Linked DNA regions of Homo sapiens: regions 2 and 3 are each linked to region 1. A link is a loop called in an ENCODE intact Hi-C map of the cell type or tissue named here. Cell type or tissue: PC-9. All regions are shown on one strand. Links, peaks and the distances in the headings refer to the core of each region. The heading gives the core; the rest is flanking DNA. Region 1 holds the start of LOC124902109 (a long non-coding RNA gene). Region 2 overlaps DOCK8 (dedicator of cytokinesis 8). Region 3 overlaps DOCK8 (dedicator of cytokinesis 8).

What was found. Peaks named below come from ENCODE experiments on the same cell type or tissue, not always from the same donor. Only the 100,000 strongest peaks of a DNase experiment are listed, where the experiment ranks them.
Region 2: a loop joins it to region 1, with 17 times the contacts of the local background. A loop is called at or near these places in 9 of 110 quality-filtered maps.
Region 3: it touches region 1 in a loop (10-fold over the local background); 45 of 110 quality-filtered maps call a loop at or near these places.

The regions. Positions count from the first base shown.
Region 1 is chr9:760,793-768,508 of GRCh38, forward strand. LOC124902109 (a long non-coding RNA gene) reads right to left here and starts at 589. Exons shown (of 4, transcript XR_007061394.1): 1 at 507-589. RefSeq lists a silencer at 637-931. In PC-9, for the core only: no CTCF peak of the experiment used is centred there; a DNase peak (open chromatin) is centred at 4,389.
Region 2 is chr9:345,875-350,874 of GRCh38, forward strand. The region is part of intron 14 of DOCK8 (dedicator of cytokinesis 8); the gene reads left to right. Among named protein-coding and RNA genes, the nearest start is that of DOCK8-AS2, 120 kb to the right of the region's middle. In PC-9, for the core only: a CTCF peak has its summit at 1,994 (motif pointing right); no DNase peak of the experiment used is centred there.
Region 3 is chr9:383,999-388,998 of GRCh38, forward strand. DOCK8 (dedicator of cytokinesis 8) reads left to right here. Exons shown (of 48, transcript NM_203447.4): 23 at 2,333-2,428. Among named protein-coding and RNA genes, the nearest start is that of DOCK8-AS2, 84 kb to the right of the region's middle. In PC-9, for the core only: CTCF peaks have their summits at 1,996 and 2,195; a DNase peak (open chromatin) is centred at 2,003.

The sequences.
Region 1 (7,716 bases), core at 1,293-6,292:
CACAGGAATCAGGGTGCTACACAGCATAGGGTTTGGGGGACACACTCCTGTGATACTCCATTGTATTAGGGCTCTCCAGAGGAGCAGAACCAATAGGATATATATAGATGTATAGAAAGTGATCGACTACAAGGGACTGGCATATGCAATTACTGAGGCCAGGAAGTCCTGTGGTCTGCCATCTGTGAGGTGGAGGCCCAGGAAAGCCAGGGGTGTGGCTCCAGCCCAGACCCAAAGGCCTAAGAACCAGGGAAGCCAGTGTCTGAGGGCAGGAGAGGATGGAGGTCCCAGCTCAAGCAGAACGGGAACTCTATCTTCCTACACGTTGTTGTCCTATTCAAGCCCTCCGTAGACTGAATGGTACCCACCCGCAGTGGTGAGGAAAGCCTTCTTTACTCGGTCACCAATTCAAATGCTCATCCCTTTCAGAGACACCCACGCAGAGGTGTGCCAGCTTTCTGGGCATCCCTTGACAGTCAAATTGACACATAAAAGAACCATTATACCTTCTTGTCCAGAAGTCTTTGCAGATAACCGTCCATGAATTCTAATGAAGCCTGGGAACCTATCCAGAGCTGGGGCAAGAAAGGATCCATGCAAGTAGGAAACTAGCAAAACCTGCAGGCTCCAGCATCCTGCCAGTCATCTGCAGACCCCAGAGGGGTCCACAAGCAAGTGCTCAACAACACCGTCCTAGTTACATTCGGGTCATGTGGCTTCTTGACCAGGAAGAGAGAAACCTCTCAAACAAAAGCTAAAGAGAATCCACAGCTGCCTTCTCCAAACCTGTTACAGCTGGAAAAGCAAGTGATGAGGAAATCACATGAGCTCATGCTTGTGAAGCACTCTGTACAAACAGGCACTGTGGAAGCATTCACTATTTTGTTAACGATAAGGTCATTTTTTTCCTCGAGGTCAGGTTGTTCATTCCAGTTTCACTCACTGGCATCTCTCCCCAGAGCACACAGGCACTCACACAAAAATAACTGTCTTCCTAGTTATCCCACAGGTATGGACAATCGCTGGTACGACCATTGGATTGTCCACTGCCTTGCTGAGTTCCAGCAGGCTGCTCTGATGGGGAACAAAAAAAAAAAGCAACCTGTGGGCAGCGAGGAGGTTTTTCTAGGGAATCTGCGTAGACTGTCTTTGTCAAATGTGGGAAGGAAAGGGGTCCTCCCAGGAATTAGGATCTGCTGCGAGGTTGTGCCAGGGCATCCACGCCTGCGTTTCTCTCAGTGTTGGCCTCGCTGATCCCACCATCCCTCCAGGTGCGCTGTAGAACTTCCAAGACTCATTGCCATGAATATGTTAGCTAGGTGGTCGTCAAGTCTACAGGTTCTTCCTCCCCACAGCTCTTGGGTCCACCCTCTTCCACTGCTGCTAACACAGTTCAGGGCACCATCATTTCTTCTGGACTGCTGCAAGGTCATCAGAACTGGTCTCCCCAATGTCAGCCCTGCCGCTTTCAGTACAGTCATGTTATTCCCTGTTGAAAGCCACTCAATGGCTTCAGCTCGGTCTGGCATGATGAAGCTTCCTCCGTAATCTGGGTTCAGCTCCATCACACTCCTCCCACACCTCCAACTGAGCTAAACCAAAATGCCACAGGAGTTCCTGACCTTAAGCCCTTGTGTCACTCACTTTATTATTCATAGTTTGTCCCCAGTGTTGCAACCAAGAGCTGAGGCTCCTTGGGCTCTCTCATTTTTGAACATCAAATGCAGGTCTCCTTTGCCATGCAATGTGACTGTCTGATTCACAAGAGCATGGCCCTGCAAGTGTATGCCAGGTGGCCCTACCCACATCAGCAGATACATTGGCAGACAATCAGGATGGATCAGGACAATCTCTCTGAATACATCCATCCATTTGGAAGGAAGGCAATCAAGATGGAGATTAAAACCAGCTTAACATGGAACTAGAGAGGCAAAACAGCCTCCCTTGTGAGGTTCTGAGTTGTAGAGTAGGAAGGTGGCATGTCCTTGCCTCACTACCCCTTCGTTCCCATTCGGTGGCTGACAGCTTCTGTTTCTCATTTCTTATTAGACTAAAGCTTGACTCTTGCTCTGCTGTTTCTTTTCATTGATGAAGCTTAAATAACCAGTAATCACAGCATGCAAAATAGTGTGCACCAGACTTCATATAGTTAAAGTGAGAGTCTTCATTTTTGAAAATATGCTCCAGGCAACTTTGGAAAAAGCAGAATTACTTCCTCTTGTAGGCCACTGGACAGACCCTACTTCGTCCTAAAGTAAGGTGAAGGCCAAAAGACGGGCTTCCAGGGCCAACTACACTACACCTACCTTTTGCCTTAACTTTATTCACTTGTGGGCAACATCAAAAGATGAGCCTATTTTGGGGCCGGCCGCAGTGGCTCACGCCTGTAATCCCAGCACTTTGGAAGGCCGAGGCGGGTGGATCACGAGGTCAGGAGATCGAGACCATCCCGGCTAACACGGTGAAACCCCATCTCTACTAAAAATACAAAAAATTAGCCGGGCGTGGTGGCTCACGCTTGTAGTCCCAGCTACTCGGGAGGCTGAGGAAGGAGAATGGCGTGAACCCAGGAAGCGGAGCTTGCAGGGAGCCGAGATTGCACCAGCGCACTCCAGCTTGGGCGACAGAGCGATACCCCGTCTCAAAAATAAATAAATAAAAAATAAAAAATAAAAATGGAAAGAGAACTACTTCTTTCAAAAACTAGGTGGAGGTCGGACACAGTGGCTCACGCCCGTAATCATAGCACTTTGGGAGGCCAAGGCAGGCGGATCACTCGAGATCAGGAGTTCGAGACCAGCCTGGCCAACATGGCGAAACTCCCTCTCTACTGAAAATACAAAAAAAATGAGCTGGGCATGGTGGTGGGCGCCTGTAATCCCAGCTGTTCCGGAATCTGAGGCAGGAGAATCGCGTGAGCTGAGGAGGCAGAGGTTGCAGTAAGTGGAGAGGGCACCACTGCACTCCAGCCTGGGCGACAGAGTAAAATAAAAGTAATTTTAAAAACTAAGTGGAAATTAAATGAAATTTAATATTAAATGTTTCCAAATAAAACATTATAATTTATTAAAATCCTTTTTAAAAAACTTTAAAAATCTTTTTGAAAAAAACTTTCTAAAAAGCAATTTAAAGGGAATCTTTGCCTTTTACAGTATTGAGTCCACTGCTCTTTTCCTTTCCTCTTTCGTTCTTTAATTCCTTCATGTCTCGCAATAAAGGAAGAAACACGTACAGTTTGGGCATATATCTAGTTGCACATATCCTGGCCCTAGTGTAAAAGACCACAGGGTTTACAGGAGCGCGTAGCCTTTTCTTAATTTAAAAGAATACAGGACGCAGGAGAGAACCACACCCCGCAGACCCAGGCGTAGCGAGTTGTCTGCCCTGTGGCACTCTGTCACCTAGTGTCTGAATCTGCATATTGCACTCTCCTCGATATCCCTTGGTCTGCGAAGGATGAAGTTCCTTCCACCATACGGCCACCGCCATCACCATCACCTTACGACCAACCCCAATGCTCTGCAATGGAGAACAAGCGCCACCATGTTGCAGGGTTCCAGAAAGCAGCAGCTCTGGAACCAGACAGACCTAACTTAGACTCCTAGCTTCCCGTTTACCAGCCGAGACTTTGAGCAAGGGACTTTACCTTTTTAAGCCCTAGTTTCTACATCTATAGAATATGGATGGTAAAAATGCCTGTCTCTAGACTTGTAACCACTGAGCTTCTAGAAAGCCAAATGGGTATGATGTTATAAACATTAAATGAAATATCACAGATAAAGTGCCTGCAAAGCATAGATCAGGCTGGGTGCAGTGGCTCAGGCCTATAATCTCAGCACTTTGGGAGGCTGATGCAAGCAGATCACTTGAGGTCAGGAGTTCAAGACCAGCCTGGGCAACAGGGTGAAACCCCACGAGGACTAAATTATGTTTTTTTATCTTGCCCAAACTCCTATCTAAGGGGTCTGGGGCATCACGCCCTACAAATCACAAATTCTCATCAGATGGGTTTTAATTAGCCCTATATATTGTGACTTACTTTCCAAACTGACTCTGGCATAACATGAGACAAGGGAGAAAATCAAAATATTTTACCCCAAAACATGTTCGTCATATTTTGTAATGGCCCTGCAAAGCTGTTCTGTATAGGGGAAAATTTGCATCTGTAAAGAATCTATTAACACAGCTAGATCCTTTTCTTCCAGACCCTCCCAATCCTAAAGAGATTAACTAAGATCTAAATAAGAAACATTTGTCATCTGTTGTCTCTAAGGGCAGCACTATGAGACTTCAAAACAACTTAGGTCTCCACAATCTTTATCTTAACCTGAACATTCCTTTTCTATGAATCCCAGGTCTTCAGACAAACTCAACCAATTGTCAAAATACTTAAACTCACCTATAGCCTGGAAACCCGCGCCCCACCCTCTCAACCCTTTGACTTGCCCCCACCTTTCTGGACTAAACCAATGTAGTGCTCAAATGTATTTGATTGATGTCTCTTGCCTCCCTGAAATGTATAAAACCAAGCTGCACCCTGTCCACTTTGGGCACATGTTTTCAGGACCTCCTGGGGGCTGTGTCACTCATATTTGGCTCAGAATAAATGTCTTCAAATACTTTACAGAGTTTGACTCTTTTCGTCGACATGCTCTAAACCTTGCCTCAGTCTCTCCCTCTGCCTTATGCCCCTCAAATTCTTTCTTCTGAGGTGGCAAGCACTGAAGTTGCTGCAGACCCATACAGATTCGCTGCCAACATCCTGACCTGTCATTTTATGGGTAAGGAAACTAAACTACAAGGTCCTTAAATGGTCTCTCCACAGTATTAGCCAAACCTGAACAAGATCCCAGGTGTTCCGAATTCCCATCCAAAAGAAAAGGGGAAACCCAATCCCGTTTCCATCTCACCCAGGATCTATTGTCTTCCCAAAGCACTTTACTTTCTTTCCTGCCCAGCTGTTGAAATATCAAACTGTACTAAGATTTTGGCCATGATGGACTCTGTTCTCTGCACACTAAGACATTTATCTTCCTGGTCATCATAAATATTAATAAGTAATATTTGTTGCTGTTTACTGAGCAGTGTGTAAGCATCCATATTATTTAATGGAAGTTTTTCTAGCTGTGTTTTAAAGTTGCAGCATTTGAATGAATGAATGACTTCTGAGCCAAAGTGAGAAAAAACAAACAAGACACAAATGAGTTTTTTCTAAACTATTTTTCTCCCCGAAATTAGCTCTGCTACTTTGCACAAGTCTCCTTTCCTAAGATCCAGCTTCTCATCTGTTCAATGCGGATATGAACATCTACAAGTTTATGGTAAAGTTTAAAAGCACATTTGTCTGATACTAAGTAGCTAATAAACAATCGTTACTGTCATTACCCCAGTTGGCAATTTGAGCAGGGCTTCACAGGGAGTTTGGGTGACAGGCGATAAAGTAAAGGACATTATGGAAAGTCTGAAAGAATGTAATAAGGATAATATATTTTAGATGTATTTTTCTCTTTTATATTTTGTAAATGACTTTTCCCCTAGTAAGCCTAAGGTGATTCTTATGCCTCAGGGAGGTTTGAGACTATTATAGGAGGAATGTAAATAGAAAAAAAAAAAGATAGATCTAGTTTTTGATTTCCAATTTGAGTTCCTAGAAAAACTGAGGACTGGGGGTGGCTCCGGCAAGATGGCCAAATAGGAACAGCTCTGGTCTGCAGATCCCAGCAAGACAAATGCAGAAGGCGGATGATTTCTGCATTGCCAACTGAGGTACCCTGGCCATCTCATTAGGACTGGTTAGACAGTGGGTACAGCCCACAGAAGGCAAGCAGAAGCAGGGTGAGGCGTTGCCTTACCCTGGAAGCGCAAGGACCCAGGGGCCTCCCTCCCCAAGCCAAGGAAAGTTGTAAGGGACTGTGCTCTCTGGCCCAGGTACTATGCTTTTCCCATGGTTTTTGCAATCTGCAAATGAGATCCTCTCATGTGCCTACACCACCAGGGCCCTGGGTTTCAAGCTCAAAACTAGGTGGCTGTTTGGGCAGACACCAACCTAGCTGCAGGTTTTTTTTTTGTACCCTGGCAGTGCCCGGAACCCCAGCGAGACAGAACTGTTCACTCCCCTGGAAAGGGGGCTGAAGCCAGGGAGCCAAGTGGTCTCACTCAACAGGTCCCACTCCCATGGAACCCAGCAAGCTAAAAACCACTGGCTTAAAATTCTTGCGGCCAGCACAGCAGTCTGAAGTCCACCTGGGACGTTCGAGTTTGGTTGGGGGAGGGATGTCCATCATTACTGAGGCTTGGGTAGGTGGCTTTCCCCTGACAGTGCTAAGGATGCCAGGAAGTTTGGACTGGGCGGAACTCACCACAGGACTGCAAAGCGGCTGTGGCCAGACTGCCTCTCTAGAGTCCTCCTCACTGGGCAGGGCATCTCTGAAAGAAAGGGAGCAACCCAGTCAGGGTCTTACAGATAAAACTCCCATCTACCTGGGACAGAGCACCTGGGGGAAGGGGCAGCTGTGGGCGCAGCTTCAGCAGACTTAAACGTTCCTGCCTGCCGGCTCTGAAGAGAGCAGCAGATCTCCCAGCACAGCGCTCGAGCTCTGCTAAGGAACAGACTGCCTCAAGTGGGTCCCTGACCTCGGTGCCTCCTGACTGGGAGAGACCACCCAACAGGGGTCGACAGACACCTCATACAGGAGAGCTCTGGTTGGCATCAGGCTAGTGCCCCTCTGGGATGAAGCTTCCAGAGGAAGGGCCAGGCAGCAATCTTTCTGTTCTGCAGCCTCCGCTGGTGATACCCACGCAAACAGGGCCTGGAGTGGACCTCCAGCAAGGTGCAGCAGACCTGCAGAAGACAGTCCTGTTAGAAGAGAAACTGACAAAAAGCAGTAACATCAACATCAACAAAAAGGATCCCCACACAAAAACCCCATCCAAAGGTCACCAGCCTCAAAGATTGAGGGTAGATAAATCCACAAAGATGAGGAAAAAGCAGCGCAAAAATGCTGAAACTTCCAAAAACCAGAATGCCTCTTCTCCAAATGATTGCAACTCCTCTCCAACAAGGGCACAAAACTGGATGGAGAGTGAGTTTGACAAATTAACAGAAGTAGGCTACAGAAGGTGGGTAATCAACTCCTCTGAGCTAAAGGAGCATGTTCTAACCAAAAGCAAAAAAGCTAAGAACCTTGATAAAATGTTACAGAGACTGCTAACCAGAATAACCAGTTTAGAAAAGAACATAAATGACCTGATGGAGCTGAGAAACATAGCACAAGAACTTCGTGAAGTGTACACAAGTATCAATAGCCAAATCAATCAAGTGGAAAAAAGGATCAGAGATTGAAGATCAACTTACCGAAATAAGTTATGAAGACAAGATTAGAGAAGAAAGAATGAAAAGGAACGAACAAAGCCTCCAAGAAATATGGGACTATGTGAAAAGACCTACAACTGATTGGTGTACCCGAAAGTGAAAGGGAGAAAGGAATCAAGTTGGAAAACACATTTCAGGATATTATCCAAGAGAACTTCCACAACCTAGTAAAACAGGCCAACATTCAAATTCAGGAAATACAGAGAACACTACTAAGATACTCAAGAAGAGCAACCCCAAGACACATAATTCTCAGATTCTTCAAGGTTGAAACGAAGGAAAAAATGTTAAGGGCAGCCAGAGAGAAAGGTCGGGTTACCCACAAAGGGAAGCCCATCAGTCTA
Region 2 (5,000 bases), core at 1-5,000, 420 kb before region 1:
TGGGTAGTGCTCCCAGAAGTATCCCCGTGGGTCCGTGAGGGTTGGGCATTCATAAAATAAATCCTTGCTCTAACGATAGAGACCAACTTCTAGAGCCAGAAGTGCTCATCCCAGGAATGACCAGGGGCTCCCAAACCAGCGGCTCGGGCCCTCTGCAGTGCCATGTGCAGCCTCTGTGGGTTAGAGGCATGGAGCTAGAGCAGGGTCCTCTGAACCAGAGCCAGGCAGGACACTCTGAGAAATCACAAGCAGAAGGACAGCAATTCTGAAAGCAGAGCAGAACAGCTGGAAAAACTGAGCTGATGAAAAGGATTATCCGAATCCAAGCTTGGCGTTCCTTGCTCTGTGTCCAGATTAAGAAAATGCTAGTGGTTTGCCTAGGAACACATTTGCACCAACTCCTGGCTTATTTTCCATGTGACCCAACAGCTGGTACTAGAGACACCAGCTGCTTTCTGGTGGGGGCAGAATGAAAACAGCATGGGCTGAGGCCAAGGCCCAGCAAGGTCTTCAAGGGCATCCTATCCTGCGGCCGCCAGAGGGGTATGTGCGGAGATCACAGGCAATGAGGTTGTAATGAGCTGTTAAGCTCCCTGCCGTCCCTTTAATGGGTGATTACAGTAAAAAGAGCCACATAAAGTACGTTTTCATCTCTCACTTCAGCCCCCGAGAGCCTCTGAGGTCTTGTTTATCCAATTATCAGACTTGCTGTGGAGGACGGTGCTTGCTGAGAACAAGCATATCAGTTGGAACATGATTTCTCTGATGGATAATTAGCTGTTTTCAGGACTCCTCCTATTCAGCTGAATGTTCTCAGACCAGAAGTCTGATCTGGCCTAACGGGGATGTGCTCCCATATCGCAGTGGAGTCTTAAGGAGTACTACCCACCTTCTCTTCTGCGGGGGAAAAGGAATGGCGTAGCATGCATGCAGGACCTGACCGGAAGGAATGTCTGCGAGTTATGATTTAGTGACTAGAACTTCTAAGGAAAGAAATGAACCAGAAATAACTGCAAACGAAGTGGTTAGGAAGAGGGGCAGGACATGGGGAGTATCCTTGAAAGGGACTTAATTTCATCCAAGGAAATAGGTTCCCAGTTTAAGCCCAGTTAGCTCTGTATTCAGAGTGGATCTTCTCAGTGCTAGGTGAAGGAAGGGTGGTTGTGCATCAGAGTAAGTGTCCAGCCCCACCCTGAAGACTCCCATTCAGGTGGTCTGGGATGGGGCACTGGTGGTCTGACACTCTCTTTTGTTCAAAATCAAAGCGTCCCCCTCCTTCTCATGGAAGGGAAGCTTCCACCAACCCTTAATGAGTTCCTGTACCATATGGAGTTGTCAAATGCTCCATACCGGGCACAGCGGCTCACACCTGCAATCCCAGCACTTTGGGAGGCCGAGGCGGGAGGATCCATTGAGCCCAGGAGTTCAAGACCAGCCTAGGCAACATAGCAAGACCCTGTCTCTACAACAACAACAAAAAAATTAGCCAGGGGTGGGGGTCCACACCTGCAGTCCCAGTTACTTGTGAGGCTGAGGTGGGAGGATCGCTTGAGCCAGGAAGGTCGAGGCTACAGTGAGCCGTGATCATGCCACTGCCCTCCAGCCTGGGCAACAGAGTGAGACTCTTTCAAAAAACAAAAACAAAAAACTCTGTCCTAAGTATCAGATGATGCGGAAGCCCAGTACTTGGTTTTACTAGGCTTAGCAAGCAGTCGCTTATGGAACAGAAGCTTTTATAAACAAACCATGTAGTTAGGAAGGGCAGTGGCAGCCCAGGCAAAATCTAGTCATTTGAATTAGCCAAGGAACGGAGACAAAGACAAAGTGAATTTCTGGTGCTAGTTGCAACTTGGTCTCGATAATAAATCAGGAACACAATCCCCACATTCCTAATGCCTTGCTCCAAAACTCAGCAATCCTCCTATTTGTAAGAATGAAAAAATTCAGGAGGGAACCAATTGCCTAAGGTTATGACAGCAAAGCTACCGTTCCAGTATAATATTCAGCCACTAGAGGACACAATTCACTCACTTTCTAGATTCAGACACACGACTACCTTTTTCGTTACAAAACATATGAAGTCGTGATTTATGAAAGTAGGACACATATTGTATTTTTTGCCCTTGAAGTGCAAGACCAGGAAAAACTGAAAAGTATTGCAGCATCCTCCGAGATCACTGTTGTCATTTTTTCGCAAAGGATTTTATTCTAGCCTGTCAGTTTCTGCCTCCTTTCATTAGTAAGTCCTGACCTTAGACATCTGGCATTTTTTTGGAAGGTGTAGTGGGGAGGGGGACCAAGAGATGCATCCCTTAATGTAGCTAAAGATCGAAATCTTCTCATTTTGGGGAGAGTTGCTTACTATACATATTTACACATTCACCAATTTTGTCTCATATGTAAACCACAGAATGTGCCGAATTTTCCTAGAATCATGGTTGAGGCAGGTAGGAGTAAGGAGGTGCTGTGTACATTAGTGTCACTGATTCCACCGTTCACAACTCCATACCACTCTCCTTATTTTATACTCTTGAGTCCACAGTGCTTTGGTGTTACAGCCCATATAGAACGGTCCTACCTAAAAGTCCTGCGGTCGGTTTAACAGTGACGAGTGTCATTTTTCCACTGTCCTTTACATAGAATTCAGCAGGAAGCTTCATGAGGCACCCTGTTTCTACATGAGTTGCCCTGGTTGGTGGAGGCAGAAGCAATGGAGAAGTGGTGATGAAATTAAGTCAAAGTTAGGCTTGCATTTGACTCTGATCTTGAATAGTTTGTCTAGATTAGAGGGAGCACCTAAAATCCAAAAAGCCTTTTGTCTTTGATTTCTATACTTTTGTTAGTTTTACAAATTATTATTTAAAATCAGTCCTTTGAAGTGGCTTCTTCTCTTCTGACGGGACAGCTTTGGGAAACTGTTTAGTCTTATTTCTTTTGCTATTGGGAAGTTGTGGGGGACGCTATTTTGCAGCTTTTTCATCCTCAGTTCTGACCTCCTCATGTGCTTTACAGATGCCCCCAAAGGTCAGCATTCATCCACCTTTCACTGAGAGTGTTTGGCCATCTCTAAAGCAGAGGTATTTTAACAGCTCTCCTTAATGGATGTCCTGTGGTTTCAGGCCTCAGACAGGCTGCCCTTGGGCCCTCAGCAGAAGTCGGGAATCGTCTTATACTTCCAGATCGTCTTTTACTCAGGCAAAATATGAGATGCTGTGTCAGGGTTTCCCAAGGGAAGAAACTGAGTGGGAGGTGCAGGTAAACCCCACAGTACAAAATAAAACAGAGCTGTGAGTAGTTGAAAGGACTGTGTTTTGACAGCGTAATAAGGTAATTGTTTAAAACCATGGCTAATTCATCAGATGTCATGTGTCTTTTATAGTTAAAAGATGAAATTTCTTTACCCACTGGTGTCAACAACAGAAAGATTCTAAAACTTTCAAAAAATGTGCCAGTCCTGGCTGCTTTGTTTCATGTTCTTTGACAACTTTCAAAATGTAAATTGAGATTCATGCAACTATTAATGGAAATATAAATATCATGGCTTCATAAGGATAAAATTAGAGGAGCTCAACATAACGGCTCATTTTAATGATTTCTAAGGGGTTTCCATGCCCAGGCTAATAACTGTACATTTAGCAATAAGCAAATCTCAAAGCCTATTTCTTATCTTTCCCTAGAATTACAGCTTTTAAGCCCAAGCTGGTCGTTCCTTTTATACCACTCCACTCACTTGATAGGGGTGACATGGGCTGAGCTTTCTCTCCTATCAGGGCTCAAAGACAAGTTTAGCAGCGTTTCTAAACTTCTGTCAATCAGCTCACAGGACACAGACCAGTTTCGTTATCCCATTAACAGATTTACATTTCTGTTCTCTGGAAGTGTCAGTTAATGTCCTTAAAGGTAATATACACAAATGTACACAATAGTCTCTGAATTTTTCTCAGAAGACACACTCAGAAACCTTAGAATTCTGATTCATTCTCTTTGGCTCAGACTTGGATGAATTTGCTTCTCAGAGTAGGGACATGAAAATTATTCTTAATTTATACTTCATGTAATCTGTTTCTTCTTTCTCCCTCCGCCGCCCTCCAATAGCTCTTCTGAGCTTGTTTGTTCTTCCCCTAACTCCCATTGTTGAAAACATGGCCTCCCCTCATTCTCACCTTTCCAGGAATCTCCTTGTGCTCCTCAAGTTCGGCTCATCGCAAACTTGGAGTTCTGTTTTCTCATGCCCTTCTTTCATTTTCTTCTTTTAAGAGACAGGATCTTGCTCTGTCTCCAAGATTGGAGTGCAGTGGTACGATTCTAGCTCACTGCAGCCTCAAACTGCTGGGCTTAAGTGATCCTCCCAACTCAGCCTCCCAAGAAGCTAGGACCACTGCTGTGTGTCACCACACCAGCTAATTATTTTATCTTTTCTAGAGACAAGGTCTCACTCTGTTGCCCAGGCTGGTCTTGAACTCCTAGCCTCAAGCAATCTTCCTACCTCAGCTTCCCAAAGCACTGGGAGGTGCCACTCTTCTTGTGTTTTTTACCTTTGCATTTATTTCCTGGTTACAATACTTTTAACTTAATGGCTGCTGAACTAGATTCTGCCAATGTACGTGCCGTCCAGGACACGTTCATGCCACTTTAATTTTCTTAGAACATCAATGAGATAGTCTTACTAGGGAGAGATAAAGGGCAGGGGTTTGGTTTTCTGGCAGGTTTTCTTTCATTTTAATAACGAGCCAACCCACGGAGGAAGGAATTGATTGATGGCTGCTTCCTCTTTTGTAAAGAACAAACATCAAATTAGTGGTTTGTCCTCACTTTGCGGATAAGCAGAATAATAACACCTGTGCCTCTCCCTGCATTATTTTGAAACTAATATAATTTTGTTTGGACAGAACGTAGATAGCAACCTTAATGGGGAGGAATGTGGAAGAGGAATTACTGAAGGGGGACCAGTCAGCCTGTCAGGCAGCAACTCTGGTGCCAAAGAATGGACATAGGATCAG
Region 3 (5,000 bases), core at 1-5,000, 380 kb before region 1:
CTCAGTTTTTCTCTAATGTCCTTTTTCTGTCCCAGGATCCCATTCTGAATGCCATATTACATTTTGCAGTCTTGCCTCCATAGGCTCCTCTTGCTGGAAACAATTTCTTAGACTTTCTTTGTTCTTCATGACCTTGACAGTTTTGAGGAGTAATGGTCAAGTATTTTGTAGATTGTCTCTCATTAGGAATTTTTTAAAGATTATGATATTATTCACATACCATAAAATTCACCCTTTTTTAAAAGATGGAGTATACGATCCAACAGTCTTTAATCTACTCACAAAGCTACCACGATGAATTCTTAGCCTGAATTTTTTCTCCAATGATCTGTGGCCTCAGGGTGGCCGAGCTATTAGAGTAATATCATTTCCCCTGATAAAGAGAAATCAAAATCTCTAGGTTTAGACACAGACACAGTTTCACCCTTACAAATTCCAGCCACTTGACACTGTGTGGTGTGAGGAAGGAAATCTGCAGGCCAGGGTTTGGGGCTGGGCGCCAATACTGCCCCGCTGTGTGGCCATGGGAAAGTCATGTAACTGTGCTGGGCCTCATGTCCTCATCTCTGCAGAGGTCCTGGTCCCTGAATGAACTTAAGAACCATCTACCCTGGGTCTTTTAAAAACACTGGATTTGGCCGGGCACCGTGGCTCATGCCAGTAATCCCAGCACTTTCGGAGGCTGAGGCGGGCAGATCACGAGGTCAGGAGATCGAGACCATCCTGGCTAACACGGTGAAACCCCGTCTCTACTAAAAATACAAAAAATTAGCCGGGCGTGGTGGCGGGCGCCTGTAATCCCAGCTACTCAGGAGGCTGAGGCAGGAGAATGGCGTGAACCCGGGAGGCGGAGCTTGCAGTAAGCCAAGATCGTGCCACCGCACTCCAGCCTGGGCAGCAGAGCGAGACTACGTCTAAAAAAATAAAAATAAATAAAAAATAAATGAAAAAACCACTGGATTCACCCCCTGAGATGCTGATGATCTGTAGTTTGAGCCATCAGGAATTATTCGTATTCTATCCTTTTTGACTTACAAAAATCAGTTCAGGGATGTGCTGGAGTGAGCTCATACCTGTTCCCAAAAGCTGATTGCTTAGTTTTCCAGAATTTTTTGAGCCAGTTTTGAAACAGACATTGTTAAAATTAAATCGTATAAACTTAAAATTAAATAAGTTATATTAAAAACAAAGGTAATCTGAATGCAATGTGGTATGCTAGATTGTATCCTGGAACAGAAATAGGACATGAGTGCAAAAACTGGTGAAATCCGAGTCGTTCGTGTTTAGTTAATAGTAACATATCAATGTTAGTTTCTTAGTTTTGACAAATGTACCTTACTATAAAAGATATTAAGAGAAATGCAATGAAAGTCATATAAGAAATACTACCTTTGTAACTTCTCTGTAAATCTAATAATAACTATACAACTTATACTTCAAAATTAAAAGTTCACTTTAAAAAGGTAAACCTAGTCCCTTCCTAATAATTTCACTATATGCTACAATATCTAAGTTCTTCCTTCTTTACGTTTACTGTGTCTGTGTGATGGAAATATTATATAATGGTTTGCTACCACACTGCATTTCTATGACATCGTGTTGGTAGATTGAAATCAGTTATGATGAAAGTATTTGTGGCACAAAAATTGGCAAATGCTACAAATTACCCCTACCCCCCTGACAACTGGTTGTTAAACATTTGCCAGCACAACACAACTCAGCCTCATATTGAAAGCCCCTTTCAGTAATACCACTTTCTGATCACCCAGGAAAGAAGTGGTCTGCAGCTATTACTGACAGCCTTGATCTTTCTATTTTTCTTTAATAAAATGAAAATATTAAATTTTTATGTGGACAGGGTTAGCAATTTTCGAATTATTTTGTTGCATGGGGAGAAAATGTCTGATAGAGCATGAGCACTCCACTTCCCTTCAGAGGTAGTTTTTGACAATGTATTGGTGTTTAGGAGACAGCGTGGTGCAGTACCGTACTAAACCACAGAGAGACACTGTTCCCACACATTTTTTCCTGGCGTCCCCTGAAGTCACAGACTCCTAGAAGGGACTACTCAGCAGCCCAGATTCTTAAATAGTTTTTAACTGTAGGTTGCTACACACAAACTATTAACGGGTGTTGTCTCAAGAGCAAGTAAAATTAGGTATAACTTCACTGTCTTTGCTTTGTTTTATATTTACTTATGGCAATTGTTTTACCTTTGTAACCAGGAAAAAAAATATGTATAAAAAAATGAATTCTGAGGTTGTGATTTCCAGATGTCTGGCTTACCTTTCCATGGTTGGTTGACTGTTAAGCCATGGTTTGTGTATTTTAGATCGCCGATCGCAACTGCAGCCGAATGTCTTACTATTGCTCTGGCAGTAGTGATGCTCCAAGTTCACCTGCAGCCCCAAGGCCAGCCAGCAAAAAGGTACTGAAGAGAGCAATGTGAGGTTCATCCCAGGATAAGAACAGAAGGATTTCCTCATGCCCTCACACTGTGCTTGGGAATAGTCAAAGTGCTCCCCTGCCTGTCCCTGATGTGCTAACACACACACACCCCACACACACTTTTGCAGCCCTGTCCTTTACGCCACATTTGACCACCTAATTGCCCATTAACTCAGTGTTTCTCCCACTTTCTCATGCATCAGAATTACCTGGAAGCCTTGTTAAAACTCATCGCTGGACCCTACCTCCTGAGTTTCTGATTCAATAGATCTGAGCTGGAGGCTCAAGAATTTGCATTTCTAACAAGTTCCCAGCTGATGCTGGTCCAGGGACCACATTTTGAGAACCACTGCATTGGCCTCCTTTTAGTAGAGGGAAAGCTGGGCACAAGTCATCCTTGACAAAAGTGAATGGCAATAATTAGGTATCATTTGTTTCAATACCATATAAACTAATATGAAATGCTTCCTCATAATTCTTCACAATCAGCCTTACCTATGAGTTCAGAAACTTTAAAAGCTGTTAAACTGCTTACCAGGATTTTTAAAGCAACAAAATTCCCCAATCATAGTCCCAGCCTATGTGGTCTGAGGGATGGAGGGAAAAAAAACTGTCTGCCCTAATTTCCTCTCTTCTAGGCACTCAAGAATCTCACCATTATAGTAGCTACTTAAGTTTTTAATGTCTTTGAAGACCTGTATTAAAATGTAAATATGGCAGGGCACAGTGGTTCATACCTGTATTCCCAGCACTTTCGGAGGCCGAGGTGGGTGGATCACCTGAGGTCAGGAGTTCAAGATAAGCCTGGCCAACATGGTGAAACCCCCTCCTACTAAAGATACAAAAACTAGCCGGGCATGATGGCAGGCACCTGTAATCTCAGCTACTCAGGAGGCTGAGGCAGGAGAATCACTTGAACACGGGAGGCAGAGGCTGCAGTGAGCTGAGATCGTGCCACTGCACTCCAGCCTGGGCGACAGAATGAGACTCCATTTCAAAAAAAAAAAAAAAGAAAAAAAGGGTAAATATGCTTATTGCAAAGGATAACACAGGAAGCCATTTGCAAGAGCTGACATCACAGGGAAATGTTTATTAAACAGGCAAGGAGGGAATGAGCCTCCCCAAGTCTCCCTTTGGACTGGATGAGGGAAAGACCAAGTGTGGGAGGGCCGGGGCCTGGTGCTGTGCACTTTGCAGTATTCCAGGCACCATATGTCTAGTGAGAGGTACCAGGATTTAACTATAAAAGGAAAAGTGAAAAAAGATATGGTTAGGCTAAAAACAAATTAGTCCACTTGCTCTAAAATTTAATATTAGGCTATCACAGGCCCTATGCAGTGACTGGTTATAGGTATTATACCATTTTCCTTTCTTAAAAACCATTATTTGCCTACAGCCTGACTTCTTTAACCCATGTCCTGTTTGGTTTCGCAGTTGCCATGTTTTGACTTGAAATGACCAGAATAGAGACATTTTATTTCAAAGGGAAGTTTGGCCAATATGTTTCCTTAATACCTTAGCAGACAGAGTTTTGCTGCTTGGCTATTTTATATAACCTCCAGAGCAAGGTGTTCTTGTAATAATGCTGCCCAGAAAGCAGCATGAATTACTTTAAGAAGCAGCTTATCCTTGTCTAATCTCTTCTTGCCATAAGACCCTGGCAGACAAACTGACCTATTTTCTAGAGGCGACCTTTGAAGCTGGGGGAGCATGTCTTTCCTACAATGAGAAGATCAAGGTGTAGTCCAGTTATAATATGTGCACAGTTAGACCACCTGCTAGACTAAAACTCAACCCCACGCCTCTCTCAAGTGAGACAGCTTCACTTCAGACTCACAACAGCAAACAAATGTGTTAACGCATATTAAAATTATTAAGGTTTGACTAACCTCACAAAACGAAGTGAAACCAGTCGATAAGCTGAAACACCTAAGCATTCTCCATTCCTCACCACTAACCCGCCTGGGATCTAATTGGTTAAAATACCCAAGCATGTATACAGAGATTTTCCTTTTGTCATCTTTTAGTTTAGCTAAGTAGCTCTCAAATTTTAATGTACGCAAGAATTAGTACATTGGGTTGCATGCGTACTGGACTCTGTGGGTAATTTTTTTTTTTTTTTGAAACAGAGTCTCACTTACTCTGTCACCCAGGCTGGAGTGCCGTGGTGCAATCTTGGCTCACTGCAACCTCTGCCTCCCAGGTTTAAGTGATTCTCCTGCCTCAGCCTCCAGAGTAGCTGGGATTACAACCGTGAACCACCACATCTGGCTAATTTTTGTATTTTTAGTATAGATGGGGTTTCACCATGTTGACCAGGCTCGTCTCAAACTCCTGACCTCAAGTAATCTGCCTCCTCGGCCTCCCAAAGTGCTAGGATTACAGGCATGAGTCAACACACCTAGCCCTCTGTGGATAATTTAAACGACTGTCAAGAGCAATGTTTGCTGTAATCAGTTTTTGCTTTAGGTGTTGACTTTAAAACTTAATTTGCAAATAAGGATATGATATTAGGGTGTTCAAATAGCTTTAGCTTTCTTACCTACTTTCTT